2 separate regions of the Homo sapiens genome follow, and region 1 is linked to region 2. A link is a contact called in ENCODE Hi-C or POLR2A ChIA-PET data. All regions are on one chromosome and are shown on one strand. The core of a region is the stretch at or near the end of the contact, and the rest is flanking DNA. Distances in the headings are between cores, read along the strand shown. Region 1 overlaps LOC105379050 (a long non-coding RNA gene). Region 2 has its middle 73 kb from the start of SSBP2.

The links. A loop is a pair of places that touch in the nucleus more often than their neighbours do. ChIA-PET counts read pairs that join two places held with the same protein, here RNA polymerase II (POLR2A).
Region 1: a map with no recorded cell type shows a loop between it and region 2 (7-fold over the local background). The contact joins two enhancer-like sites. A Hi-C loop is called at or near these places in 1 of 37 single-sample maps with no recorded cell type. POLR2A ChIA-PET finds 5 or more read pairs at or near these places in 1 of 52 experiments (activated naive CD8-positive, alpha-beta T cell).

Annotation. Positions count from the first base shown.
Region 1 is chr5:82,732,157-82,739,052 of GRCh38, reverse strand. LOC105379050 (a long non-coding RNA gene) reads right to left here. Exons shown (of 4, transcript XR_948504.3): 3 at 6,532-6,606; 4 at 1,552-4,564. Among named protein-coding and RNA genes, the nearest start is that of MIR3977, 100 kb to the left of the region's middle. Within about 2 kb of position 3,717, at least 3 of the 41 ENCODE cell types and tissues checked have a DNase peak (open chromatin) inside an H3K27ac peak, as active enhancers do.
Region 2 is chr5:81,820,566-81,828,099 of GRCh38, reverse strand. No RefSeq gene overlaps it. Among named protein-coding and RNA genes, the nearest start is that of SSBP2, 73 kb to the right of the region's middle. Within about 2 kb of position 2,644, at least 6 of the 41 ENCODE cell types and tissues checked have a DNase peak (open chromatin) inside an H3K27ac peak, as active enhancers do.

The DNA.
Region 1 (6,896 bases), core at 2,468-4,967, 910 kb before region 2:
CATATGTGTTATTGCTTAACCTCCTCTTTTATGTTTCCACTCCAATAAAAGGACCTGAAGTACTTTCTCTCTTTTATATCTCATTTTCCCAGGCATACTGTGAAACGAAGGCTGCAATGTACTACATGTTGGAGTGATTTAGTTGATTAGTTAGTTCTTCAATGCAAGTGCTTCTCACAGTCATCGTCAAATGCTTAGGATCACCAGGGATTCTGTGGTTATTTGAGCTGCCAGGAAAGAATAAAGTAAACGTGGAACACACAGGGACATTCCCCCCTGCCTTTCCTTGGTTTTAGGTTTTTGGCTTACTCTTCTTCATTTGGGCAATATCAGCCCAACTTGGGTAAGAAAGAAACAGCTTGGAGTTTTGAAAAGAGCCTGGATTTTGCAGCCAAGCAAATACCAAATTTCAGCTCTGCTGACTACTAGCTGTGTGACATCAGGCTAGTTATTAATTTCTTTGAGTCTCTATGTCCTCTTCCTAAGTAAGAAAGGGATAAGAACAGAACTTGTTATGTAGTGGAAGGAAGATACTGTTTGTAAAATACATAACTCATAGTAGACTATTAAAAAAAATCTGCTTCTTCCACCCCACCTCATCCTTTAAGTAAAAAAATAATTATTTATTATTTGTTAAATTGACATAATATAAAGTTAGGTTTAGCACTTGAATCATCAGGTCTAGGTGTTTTATTATTATTAAACACCCTGGCTAATTAGCAATTTTTTAACCTCAATGAACATAAGAGTCAATCCCACATATTGTAGAAATCTTTCTAAGTAGAAGTGCCCGACTTGGAAGCAGTGCATGGGTGCACAAATTGTATGCCTTAAAAGAATCATATTTTGGAAAAGCTTTCCTGGAAAAGGGATTATAAGCATCTGAGCGATGGGAAAATAGAGTAGAATTTTGTGATTGCACTGGTTTCTTTCGAGTTGTTGGTCCTGTGTGGGACTTATGTGCATCTTACTGTTTCCTAGTTGTGTAGTGCATCATTTTCAAAAAAATACTCCCTTTGTCCCCAATTATTCCACGTAGTGGCTGTAACTTGATTCAAACAATATTTCAAGATCTAGCCAAGCATCTTACAAATACATTTATTATTCTCATATAATTAAGTGGGATTGATTATTACTAGGAAACTGCAAAAAAGTATGCCTTACTAATGTGGGTCAGGAGCGTTGTTGTATATACTTGGTGATCACATTTTTCAAACCAAAAACTAGAGCCTGTCAGGCTCAGAAAACACTATCCCAAAGTGCTTTGAACTGAAGGAGATTGGGTGGGGCTCAGAAGCAAGGTCACTCTGCCTTTCCTCCACCTTTCTGTGTGAAGCATGGTTGTAAAAGAATTATCTGACCTACCTTGCCTCAAAATAGGTCATAAGACCCTCATTCCAGAGGACTTCTGCCCCATATGTGGTGGGAAGGAGTGCTAGACAGAGAAGACAAGAAGATCCTGAACAGACAGGCCTTGCTGGGATACCACTCCCTTTCCCACACTGCTCCCCATCACCCCACCCTCAGCTTATTGCCATTAGATCATACCCTTTTTGTTCAATCACATTTCCACATGGCTGTCCATTCCTCTTCAAACTTTCCATAAAACACAGTTTTTCCTGGGTCTTTGGGTCTCCGTTTCTAAAGGCTCCCATGTCTTAGAAAACTGTTAAATAATTTTGTTATGCTTTTCTCTTGCTAACCTGTCTTTTGTTAAAGGAGTGTTGGCCATGACTCTCATAATATATGAAGAAAAGGTATTATTACCTTTTCACTCCTACAGGCCCATAGTCTAGGAATGGGAAAAAAATATTCTTAATCTTTATGTTTTGCATAATTTGGTAAGTGCTTAACCTTTAGGAAAATGCATTTAACATTCTAATGAGCAATTGGGAGCTAACCTCATGTAATGTAAGAACTGTGTGTGATGAGCACACACCTGTGCTCATGTGCAGACATGCGGTTTAGCAGTCTCCTGGAAGGCAGGTAAGTGGGCTAGCATAGCCAGGACTAAAAGCACTGGCCTAAACAATATCCAGTGTGGTCCTCATGGAGTGCATAGATGTGTTTCAGGACTGAATTGGATCCACTCTTAACATATTTTTACCAAACCAGAATTTGACTCAGCAAATATTACCAAATAGAATGGAGTTTCTTGCTGCTCAGGAGAGAAGTTGATGGGTTAACTTAGAAACCCCTATTCCCATGCGTGGTGTCTAGAATTGTCAATAGATCACATCCACATGATAAATAATGTGGCAGACAGAAGGCCAGGCCTTGCCCAATTTTCCAAGGTGTTGAGGATAGGTGCCTTAAGACACAGTGTTTGAGAGGAGACAGGATGTGAAAGGCTATCCTTGCTCTGAGCCTGGAGGACACCCTTCAACACCCAGTCAAGCTAAATGACATTTCACAGGCGGGAGAATATTTAAGGTAATATCTACTATACCTAGAAAGTATATTTAGAAAGTACAATTGCATTTAGAAAGTACAGTTTTACAAAACTATGGAAAACGTGACTATCTTTAACAATATAAGTCTCTACACACCTTTTAGGTCGTTAAGATTGTTGAACACTTTTTTCTTTGGAAATGAGTTGAAGAACATCATTTTGACTCCCTATCAAAAGATTCTCAAAAATAACCAGAGTTTTAAACATCATGCCTGATTCGTTTTTCCCCATTGATCCAGAAGCTTCAATTATTAAATAAAACAAAAATCTGTTGGAATGCAAATTACCTCTTTTCTAATACTTTGAAGCTCTCCTGTGACTTTCACCATATACTTTACTGAGTATGCCAGCTGTTTGGGGCTTCTCTTTTTCTCCTATGAATTATAAGTTCCTAAAACCCAGAAACTTTTTAAAAATTCATTTTAAAAATAATTTCTTACCGAGACTAGCTTGTTGTGACTACAGTAGAAAAGTGAAAAATAGTAAATAATATTAATTGAGGCTTGGCACCGTGGCTCACACCTATAATCCCAGCACTTTGGGAGGCCGAGGCAGGTGGATCACTTGAGGCCAGGAGTTCGAGACCAGCCTGGCTAACGTGTCAAAACCCCGTCTCTACTAAAAATACAAAAATTAGCCAGGCGTGATGGTGCACATCTGGAATTCCAGCTACTCAGGAAGCTGAGGCACAAGAATCTCTTGAACCTCGGAGGTGAAGGTTGCAGCGAGTCGAGATCGCGCCACTGCACTCCAGCCTGGGTGACAGAGCGAGACTTTGTCTCAAAAAAAAAAAAAAATTAATTGAGTATATTGCAATAAGGTAAAACCATTTTTGGATGTGAAGCAGAGACTTGAGTCTACAGAAATCCTGTTTTAATTGTGTTCCATCAAGGTCTTGGAGTTTGGTCTCTGAGTAGGCTAAATAACAAAGGATTATTATGCTCGTGCATTGCAAGCTATGGGAAAGTTCATAAATTATCTTGATGACTCATTTCCTCTGTCACTCTAGGACTTCTAATATAGGGAGACCTTTTCTGTTGCCTTTAAAAAAAAAAAAAAACTTGTGAGATAAATGGGGAGAAAAGTCCTGAAATTGAGCTTGTTCAATAAGTGTTATTTAATGTTCATATAAAAATTAAACTGTGTTATAACAATGTTAATAACCAATTGATTCCAAAGGCCATGCTTAAAGGCCTCTGCCTTTAAACTCAGTCTTCTTAGTGCCATTTTGCAGAGTGGCTTGTGACCACAGGAGGTTATTTATTTCATCCTAAGCCACACAGGATATTTCCCATACATATGCTCAGTATACCATGGAGTGTAACAAAGGTCCCCTGTTCTTGAGGCAGCGATTGAAAAGAAAGTAGAAGGGAACCGTCTCTTTAATTTCTGAATATTGTGTACTATCAGACTCTCTGAAATGCAATTCAAAACCTTAAAAGGTTGTGGCATTTCTAGATTTCTCTGTCTTTATCTAGTCACCTACAAAAAAAATTTACATGCTTATACATTGATTGGAGATAAATAGCTTCATTTTGCTCTTTGAATCTTTGACTAGGCATATATATTTTAAGATTTTTTTTTCTAAGTACTTAAGACTGTCCTAAACAAAACAAATGCTGAATCAATATTTCAGGATTATCATCTGTAAACTTCTGAAAATCTGCCCATGGATTATTGATGTGTTTTGTTCTCATTCCAGAATCCTTTGGCATCTGCTTCATTTCACTGTTCTCTCATTTTTCAGTTTTTCATATAGGCCAGACAATTAACTACAGCATTAAAGTAGCAAGGATGTTAATTCTGTGCAATGCTTTGAAATATACTTCATTTGATATTATATACTATGGATAAAAGTTTTTATTTTCTCCTTATTCTTCCTTTTGAGGAAGGGAAAGAAAGAGTGAACTAAAGACATTAAACTATGGCTAACTGACCTCGTGAGTCAGTGTTTCCATGAATTTTACATCTCTCATTGCTGAAATTTTGGATGTTCTGTTCTTCATTTGAAAGCCTGCTTTTTATTGTTGGCGTGTATTTCCTGTTTTCTCTTTTCTCAGTTCCCACTCCTTGCGTCAGGACTCCCCTCAAATGATGAATTTACAAAGGAACCTGTTAACAGAGTAATAAACTCGGCCTCCCCACCCAGTGCCTGTCAGCACTCCCACCCAAGACCTCCAGTCTCCACATGGCTCCTTTTCTCTTTTCCTCTCTTGTCTCTCTATCACCCAGAGCCCTTTTCATGTACGGCAATATCTCACATGGGGACATCCTCAATTCCCAAATGACCTCAGGGAAACCTGACATTTGCCCCTGACACTAAAACTTACCAAAAATGAAAAAAAAAAAAAATAGAATTTCTATGCACAAGTCTCCTTGAATTTGGAAGCCAAGGAAATATTTTCTGCTATTGCTACAGATAGACTGAAGAAAGTTCTACTTGGAAAAACCAGAGCTGTCTGAAGAATGTAGGGGAGTGATGGATAACAAATTTCCTTTTGGGAGGTAAGTCTAAGGACATGGGACTGCCTCTGAGATCATCGCCTGTGTCAGAGGCAGGTGGAGCATTTAACACATGAGGGCTGAGGTGTGAGATTCTCTCAACATGCTTGGTATATTGATACTTAGGGGTATTAGTGAGCTGGCTCTAATTTGGAATTATTTAGCTCCCACTTCTTGCATGTTCCTTCCTCCTCTTTCTCTCAATAGGCCTTAAATCATTAATTACAAACATGACATGACATGAAAACCCATGATCTTTGATAGTGTTGGGCTCAGACAATGATACCCCAAAGCGAACACTTCAGAAGTAACAAAATTTTTCTCTGGCCTTCTCCTTCCCTCCTGTCTCTCATCCTTCATTTCCCCCTGAGGCACACCATAGAAACTAGAATCTCTCTTCCTTAAGGCGGTCATAGAAACCAGGATCCCTTTTCCCCAAAGCCAGCCATAAGACCTAAAACTGTGACTCTAAAAATATTGCTCTAACCTGCCTTGCTGCGTTTCCCCCGTGGTCTATTACTATTAGATCATAGCCTTTTGCCTAATCATATGCCTACATGGCTGTCCATGATTAATAGAACCTAAGCGTAAAAATGGATAGTTCACCCTGAGCCTTTGGGTCATCAATGTGAAAACTCTCATGTCATATAAAACTATGATCGAATAACTTTGTTATGGCTTTTCTTCTGTTAATGTGTATTGTCAATTCATTTCAGCAGACTTACACTTTAGAGGGGAAGCTTGAACTTCCATGGGATGGTTTCTCTTTACCTGTGTGTGGTAAGTCTTCAGTGAAGTAAATAGTAATTAGGACCTTTAATTATTTAATTAAATAATTTAATTTAAATAGTAAATTATTACTTTCACCAGTCAGAACATTACTTATTTGTTAAATTTCCCTAAAGGCAAAAATAAACTAATTCTCAAGCCACCAGCTACAGCTTGCTTTAGTCATGAAATTGAATAGATAGGAAATGAATGCTGAGGAGTATCCTGTACCAATTCGAAGTGGGTCTTTCAGGTAAATTTACTAAGCATGTTTAAAGATCAGCCAAGGCTCTCAAATGACAAAACATAAAAATTGGTGAAGAATTTTAAAATTGATCAAATTTAAAAATTTGATTATTTATCAGTAATTAAATAATAGCCTTCTGAAATTATAATCTGTATTTACCATGGGGTCTTAAATACTTTATGGACATCTATATTTATTATTGTATTGATAAGCTTTGCTTATCAATATAAGCTTTTCTTTGTATGGTATGGCTGTGTCCCCACCCAAATCTCATCTTTAAATGTAGCTCCCATAATTCCCATGTGTTGTGGGAGGAACACGGTGGGAGATCATTGAGTCATGGGAGTGGTTTCCCCCATATTGTTCTTATAGTAGTGAGTAAGTCTCACGAGAGTTGATGTTTTTATAAGGGGAAACCCCTTTCACTTGGTTCTCATTCTCTCTTTTCTGGCCACCACGTAAGACGTCCCTTTGCTCTTCCTTCATCTTCTGCCATGATTGTGAAGCTTCCCCAGCCATGTGGAACTGTGAGTCAATTAAACCTCTTTGCTTTAGAAATTACCCAGTCTCAGGCATGTCTTTGTCAGTAGCATGAGAATGGACTAATACATTTCTTTTTTTTTGCAAGTTGATTTTTCTGAAAGAAAGAAAGAATCTCTTTACATCCTCTGAAGAAGCCATAGTAGGCTTTCAAGTTTATAATGGTTTGTCAAGAGAAAGTGCAAGGAAAAATAGGTTACTAATAATCTAGAATTAAAGAGTGGCAATAACACGAGGAAGAGTTCGAAAGGAGTTTAAAGTGAGACCTGCCTGACAATGCAGAGTAATGATCTCTGTATAACTAAACATATTCTAAACAAGATAAGTGACCATCAGGCATAGATGCTGAACAGTATTTTTCCATGCTGGTTGGGAGGCAGTATTAGA
Region 2 (7,534 bases), core at 1,395-3,894:
CACCTCCCATGCAGCTCCACCTCCAACACTGGGGATCAAATTTTGACATGAGGTTTGGGGAGACAAATATCCAAACTATAGGAGTACTATTTAGCGGATTTTCAGTTTTGATGTTAACAAGCTCATTTTTGAAAACTTCATAGATAATAAGACCATGTGATTTCAAGGGCTTAAAAGTGAGGTACTGACCCAATGTGGACTTCATTTAATAGCTTCTCTTAAGCAGCCAGAGAGTCATATACAATTGGGTCTTTATGAAATCTATTAAAAATGTACTTTTTGTTTTTTAATCACCTAATGGGACAGGTCAAAGTCCTCTGTGTAATGATTATATTCAGTGTGACTAAGACATTCAGCTGAGTTTAATAGATAATATTGTGAGAACTGTGCATGATTCATTGAGAGATAAGAGCCTGAATGTGGTATCTCTCATATCCATGCCTCTTCCTCATTAACACTTGTCCAGGGCAACAAGAACTGCCCTAATGTTCTACCATTACCTCCGTCACTGAGAGCTCAATGCAGCTGGCCTAGCAGGAATAGAGGAGACCACACTACTGATGCCCAAAGCATACAACCTGCATTATGGCTTCTGAAAGTAATTTTATTTTTGCAAGCCCAGCTGCTCAGGTTTGCTTGCATCCCATTAATGTCCTGCAGGTTTGGGTCTGGGAACCCAGAAAAATAGCTGATTAACCTAATTTTTTTTTTTTTTTTTAGAGAGACAGAGTCTCGCTCTGTTGCCCAGGCTGGAGTGCTGGAGTGCAGTGGCACGATCTCCCCTCACTGCAACCTCCGCCTCCTGAGTTCAAGCACTTCTCCTGCCTCAGCCTCCCAAGTACCTGGGACTACAGGCGCACGCTTTTTCTTTTGTATTTTAGCAGAGATGGGGTTTCACCATGTTGCCCAGGCTGGTCTCGAACTCCTGAGCTCAGGCAATCCGCCCGCCTCAACCTCCCAAAGTGCTAGGATTACAGGTGTGAGCCACTGCGCCCGGCCCCTAATTTTTTTTTTTTTTTTTTTTTTACATGAGGAAGAAATACACAATCCCTGGACTTCCCTGTTATTTCAAGTCTAAGACCTCTAAAATCTGTGGTGTTTCCTGTGTAAGACAGCACGTCTCAACCATGACAGACCACATGTACTAAGATGTGGAGAAACCCACCACACAGAAGATGAATTTTAGCGGTTTTTCTCTCTCTCCTTCTATAAATTGATATTAAAGTAGTGATTTAACATTTTAATGTGGCATAGTTGACAATGCAGGTTTGTGCGGTGAAAAGATAATTGCTATAACATTTAAAAATATTTCATTATGGCATTTTTAATATGAAAAACAGTAAAATGCTTTTGCATTTTAGAATCAGCCTAAACTTTAATAATCATTCTTATTCAAATGACAGGATGTAGAACAGTTGAATGTTGTATATATACCCATGAATGATTTAGGGGAACTATGAAATTATATTAAATTTGAAGAATACAGTTTAGCATAGGAGGGGAAAAAACTCTAATGATTTCACAGGAGAAATATTTATAGGAATATCATCTTACCTTTGTTTGTAGCATGATGGTCTCAGAGGGATCAAGTGAGATTGTTTTGATGGTAAATTTATTACACAGTTTTTAGGAGCCTGGGCCTAAGGGATCTTGTTGAAAAGGGTTTTGTGATCCCAGAAGCTGTAAGGAACTTTGGCCTCTCCCAAAGAGAGTCTCCACAGAGTGAATCAATTTCCTTGGAGAACCAAAGCAGATGCTGCCTGGGGAGGGAGCAATTGTTTCAAGTTGGTGTTAGCTCACCAAGGAAGGCAGCAGACAGTACTGTCTGCTGTCAAAAATGCAGTATTTCATTTAGAAACGTTACTCCAAAGCATTTTCCTCCCCTCCTCTTAAAAGCTCAGGCTCCATACTGAACTACCTGAGTTGGATTCTGGCTCTACCATTTACTGGCCATTTGACCGTGGTCAAGTTATTCAACCCTCCTGAGCCTGTGTCCTCATCTGCAAAGCTGAAACAGTAACTTACCTCTTAAGGTTGTGAAGACCAACTGAAGTAATTGAAATTAACTGAGCAATAAAAGCAATCGATATTTAGCGCTTAGCTACGTACATAGTACATGGTACCTTGGCACATGATTAAACTGCCAATGATGGTAGCCATTATTATGATGGTAAATTTTTTTTTTAACTTTTATTTTAGGCTCGAGGGTACACGTGAAGGTTTGTTACATAGATAATCTCATGTCACGGGAGTTTGTTGTACAGATTATTTCATCACCTAGGTATTCAGCTTAGTACCTAATAGCTATCTTTTCTGCTCCTCTCTCTCCTCCCAGCCTCCACCCTCAGGTAGATCTGAGTGTCTGCTGTTTCCTTCTTTATGTTCATAAGTTCTTATCAGTAAATAACTATTTTTAATGCCATGTTTTTGTCTTAATGTGTGCAAGAGGGATTGATGAGGGCATGACTTGTGAAATAGGGTATGTATTTTGATGCCTCACACTCCAGCTGCACTTGTGATCAGCAGGTCCATGAAGAGGGCTGGCATGAGGCCAGAGGTGCGTGCTCTCTCTCGTGGCCACTGCTCACCCTGGAGATTTAGAGGAGCCAGCCTACGGCAGAGGCCCCAGGGTGGCAGAGGGCCTTCCAGACTCTTCTCTCTCATGACTCACATCTCTAGCACTAGCCCCAGGGAGCCCAAAGATTCTGGATAGGCCATAGGGCACAATGACTATGTGTCAGAGTTGCCAGAAAATAAAATGTGATTCTCCCAACTACATTTGCAAGAATTTTCCTGGCTCCTTGCCTCTGCAGCTCTCTTCTACCACTTGAGCCCTGTCTGTAGTTTATCCTTACCCCAGATCTGTGACCAATCTTGTCCTTATTTAGAGGGAACTGAAGAATAACTAAACCACTTTGGTGATTCCACATCAAGACCGCCTTAAGGCTTCTTCTGCTTTGATTATCTCAGTTGTGCTAATAATAATATTGACTAATAATAACTTTTTTAACACCTACTCTTTTCTAAGCGCTTTACATATATTATTTAATTTGCTTCTCATAACAATCCTGGCCGGGAGTGGTGGCTCACGCCTGTAATCCCAGCACTTTGGGAGGCTGAGGCAAGCCGATCACGAGGTCAGGAGATCAAGACCATTCTGGCCAACATGGTGAAACCCAGTCTCTACCAAAAAAAAAAAAAAAAAAAAAAAAAAACAGCTGGGGGTTGTGACTCATGCCTGTAATCTCAGCTACTCGGGAGGCTGAGGCATGAGAATCGCTTGAACCCAGTGTGTCCGGAATTGGTGGGTTCTTGGTCTCACCGACTTCAAGAATGAAGCCGCGGACCCTCGCAGTGAGTGTTACAGCTCTTAAGGTGGCGCGTCTGGAGTTTGGTCCTTCTGATGTTTGAATGTGTTGGGAGTTTCTTCATTATGGTGGGTTCGTGGTCTTGCTGGCTCAGGAGTGAAGCTGCAGACCTTCCCGGTGAGTGTTACAGCTCATAAAAGCAGTGTGGACCCAAAGAGTGAGCAGCAGCAAGATTTATTGCAAAGAATGAAAGAACAAAGCTACCACACTATGGAAGGGAACCCCAGCAGGTTGCCACTGCTGGCTCGGGCAGCCTGCTTTTATTCTCTTATCTGGCCCCACCCACTTCCTGCTGATTGGTAGAGCCCAGTGGTCTGTTTTGACAGGGCACTGATTGGTGCATTTACAATCCCTGAGCTAGACATAAAGGTTCTCCACGTCCCCATCAGAGCAGCTACATACAGAGTGTCCATTGGTGCATTCACAAACCCTGAGCTAGACACAGGGTGCTGATTGGTGTGTTTACAAACCTTGAGCTAGATACAGAGTGCCAATTGGTGTATTTACAATCCCTGAGCTAGACATAAAGGTTCTCCACCTCCCCACCAGACTCAGGAGCCCAGCTGGCTTCACCCAGTGGATCCCGCACCAGGGCTGCAGGTGGAGCTGCCTGCCAGTCCCATGCCAGGCTTGCACTCCTCAGCCCTTGGGTGGTCGATGGGACTGGGCACCGTGGGGTGGCACTCGTTGGGGAGGCTCCGGCCGCACAGGAGCCCATGGAGGGGGTGGGAGGCTCAGGCATGGCAGGCTGCAGGTCCCCAGCCCTGCCCAGCAGGAAGGCAGCTAAGGCCCGGTGAGAAATCGAGCGCAGCGTCGGTGGGCTGGCACTGCTGGGGGACCCAGTACACCCTCCGCAGCCGCTGGCCCGGGTGCTAAGTCTCTCACTGCCCGGGGCAGGCAGAGCCGCCCCGCTGCTCCGAGTGCAGGGCCCGCCAAGCCCACGCCCACCCGGAACTCCAGCTGGCCCACAAGCGCCGTAGGCAGCCCCGGTTCCCGCTCGCGCCTCTCCCTCCACACCTCCCTGCAAGCTGAGGGAGTGGGCTCCGGCCTTGGCCAGCCCAGAAAGGGGCTCCCACAGTGCAGCGGTGGGCTGAAGGGCTCCTCAAGTGCCACCAAAGTGGGAGCCCAGGCAGAGGAGGCACCGAGAGCAAGCGAGGGCTGTGAGGACTGCCAGTACGCTGTCCCCTCTCACCAGGAGGTGGAAGTTGCAGTGAGCCGAGATTGCGCCACTACACTCCAGCCTGGCAACAAGGCAAGACTCTGTCACAAAGAAAAAAAAAAATTCCTATGAGGTAGGCTTTGTTATTATTCTCTCTCTCTCTTTTTTTTTTTTTTTTTGAGACAGAGTCTCACTCTGTCACCCAGGCTAGAGTGCAATGGCATAATCATGGTTCACTGCAGCCTTGACCTCTCAGGCTCAAGCAATCCTCCCACCTCAGCCTCCCGAGTAGCGCCGCCAAAGTGGGAGCCCTTCAGCCCACTGCTGCACTGTGGGAGCCCCTTTCTGGGCTGGCCAAGGCCATAGCCGGCTGCCTCAGCTTGCAGGGAGGTGTGGAGGGAGAGGCGCGAGCGGGAACCGGGGCTGCGCGCGTTGCTTGCGGGCCAGCTGGAGTTCCGGGTGGGCGTGGGCTTCCACACTGTGGAGGCTTTGTTCTTTCGCTCTTTGCGATAAATCTTGCTACTGCTCACTCTTTGGGTCCACGCTGCTTTTATGAGCTGTAACACTCACCGCGAAGGTCTGCAGCTTCACTCCTGAAGCCAGTGAGACCACGAGCCCACCAGGAGGAAGGAACAACTCCAGACGCGCCACCTTAAGAGCTGTAACACTCACCGGGAAGGTCTGTAGCTTCACTCCTGAGCCAGCGAGACCACGAACCCACCAGAAGGGAGAAACTCCGAACACATTCGAACATCAGAAGGACCAAACTCCAGACGCGCCACCTTAAGAGCTGTAACACTCACTGCGAGGGTCCGCGGCTTCATTCTTGAAGTCAGTGAGACCAAGAACCCACCAATTCCGGACACAGTGGCTGGGATTACAGGCACGTGCCACCATGCCTGGCTAGTTTTTGTATTTTTTGTAGAGACGGGATTTTGCCATGTTGCCCAGGCTGGTCTCGAACTCCTGGAGTCAAGTGATCTGCCTGCCTCAGCCTTCCAAAGTGCTGGGATTACAGGAATTTATTCTCATTTTACAGATGAGGAAACTGCAGCACAGAAAGTCTGTTACTTGACCAAAGTTACATAGGTGATAAGTGATAGAATGGGGATTTGAACGTAGGCAATTCTGTCTCAGCCCCAGCTTGTTCTCCCATTCTAAAGATCACATCTTTGACTCATTTTGTCTGCCTGATTGCTTATGGTGATGCTTGGGGCCACAGGTCCTCACTGCAGACCTCCCAGGGGCAGGAGCCCTGCCCCTGAGCCCTAGACCAGGAGCCTTCCCCCTTCCTCCAATTTTCAGCCTCTCTGCCCTGGACTCCTCCTTGGGCTGCCACCTAATGCCAGTCTCCAAACATTCCAGATGCTATCTCTCTGGTAAGTTTCCCTCCATCACCCACAGGGACTTTGGTCTCCAAGCTTCTTGCTTGCCTACACTGGATGTCCCATATCTGGGCTCCAACTCCTCCAGGACACCTGTGAGTGCCAGGGCCTAGGCTCCATTCCTGATGATGCCATGCTGGGCCTTCTCTCTGCAAGGAGTATCCTGGCTGTAGAAGAGTGTGGCCCCATTGTTTTCATACCTGCTTCATTCCCCATCCCCCTTCCACAACTGAGTCTGGAGGAGGGCCATGGATGGGGAACCAGCATTGGGGCTTTCTTGAAATATACAGAACAGGCAGAGAACCCTCCAGAAACTTCTCTAGCATGTGATAAGCATACCAGTCTGCTCAACATGTACAGACAGGTTTCTAACCATGTAGACAAAGAGAGCAAAGGTGACTGAGCCCCTCAAAGACCAGTAGAAAATATTCAAGTGTCCCTAAGACTACGCTGCATTCTTTTGAGTAGGAAAGGGAAACTTAAACTTACTGTATGAAAATGATCAATTAGGTGTTTTTCAATTTAATGCCTAAGGTATTGAAATGTCAAGTATCCCATGATACGAGGCCAGTCGAAATTAACTGAGTAATAAAATATACCTATAGCAGTAGGAGAGTTAGGGGACTCCTTAGTCATGAAAACACACTTTGATGAACAGGTCAGAAAAAGTCCCCTGTCTAAAAGACTGAAAATTAAACATTTTCAGAGGTGGTAGATTTCCAGCCTAGAAGGTGACAGGCCACCACCTGAGATAATTAGCCTCCAGAGCCCATGTCTGAGGGTCAAGGACATTTCTGACATGAGAGGAAGGTCTGGGGTACCAGAGCTGCCTTAAAACTCAAAGGATAGTCTGCAAAGCCCTTGATACAAGCTCAGACTATCCTTAAAAAGAAAAAATGCAGGCCTACTTGGTTCAGCTGGGAGAATTCAGGAAGGTGGGAGAGGGTATGCAGACAGCAGAGCTGTTAAGATCTGAGATCATAAAGGAAATATTTTCATATACTCACCCAGAAAATTTAATTCTCTGTGAAGCTAAAAGCACTGTAAACAAAATTTAAATTTAAACAAGCTGAGTATAGGGCTCTCAGTCTCTGTCAGTTTCTGCCTCGCCTCTGCTTCCCCTTTTACATATGGGGAGTTCTCCACTGTGTGACTCTGGATGAAGAGCAAGGTCCACTCTCCAACACTGGAGATGAACAGTTCTGAAAGTCACTCTCTCTGTTCCCGCTCTTTGCAATGGGGATGCAGGCTGTGATGGAGGCTCAACCAATCAGACACTCTGGCCCAGGACTTTGAATCAAGACAGAAGAGAGTCCACTTTTGTGGCATCAGCATCGAATCTCCAAGACCAGGTGGGCAGAGGTGCCAGGAGTGGCTTTCAGCATCCAGTGTCAGTATTGGTGGGGTCCTCATCAGACAGTTCCTACAGTGTTGTTTGGGCTTGTGGTTGGCCCTGCTTCCTTTGGTGCTGCTCTATTTTCAAAGTCTAGAATTCTAGCTTTTCCAGTGATTCTGTGATCTACCAAATATCATTTCAATACATTCATTTTCTGCTGGAAGGAGCCAGTTATTTTCTGTTGCATACATTCAAGAACCCCTGTTATACTGGGAAGTCTACTTGC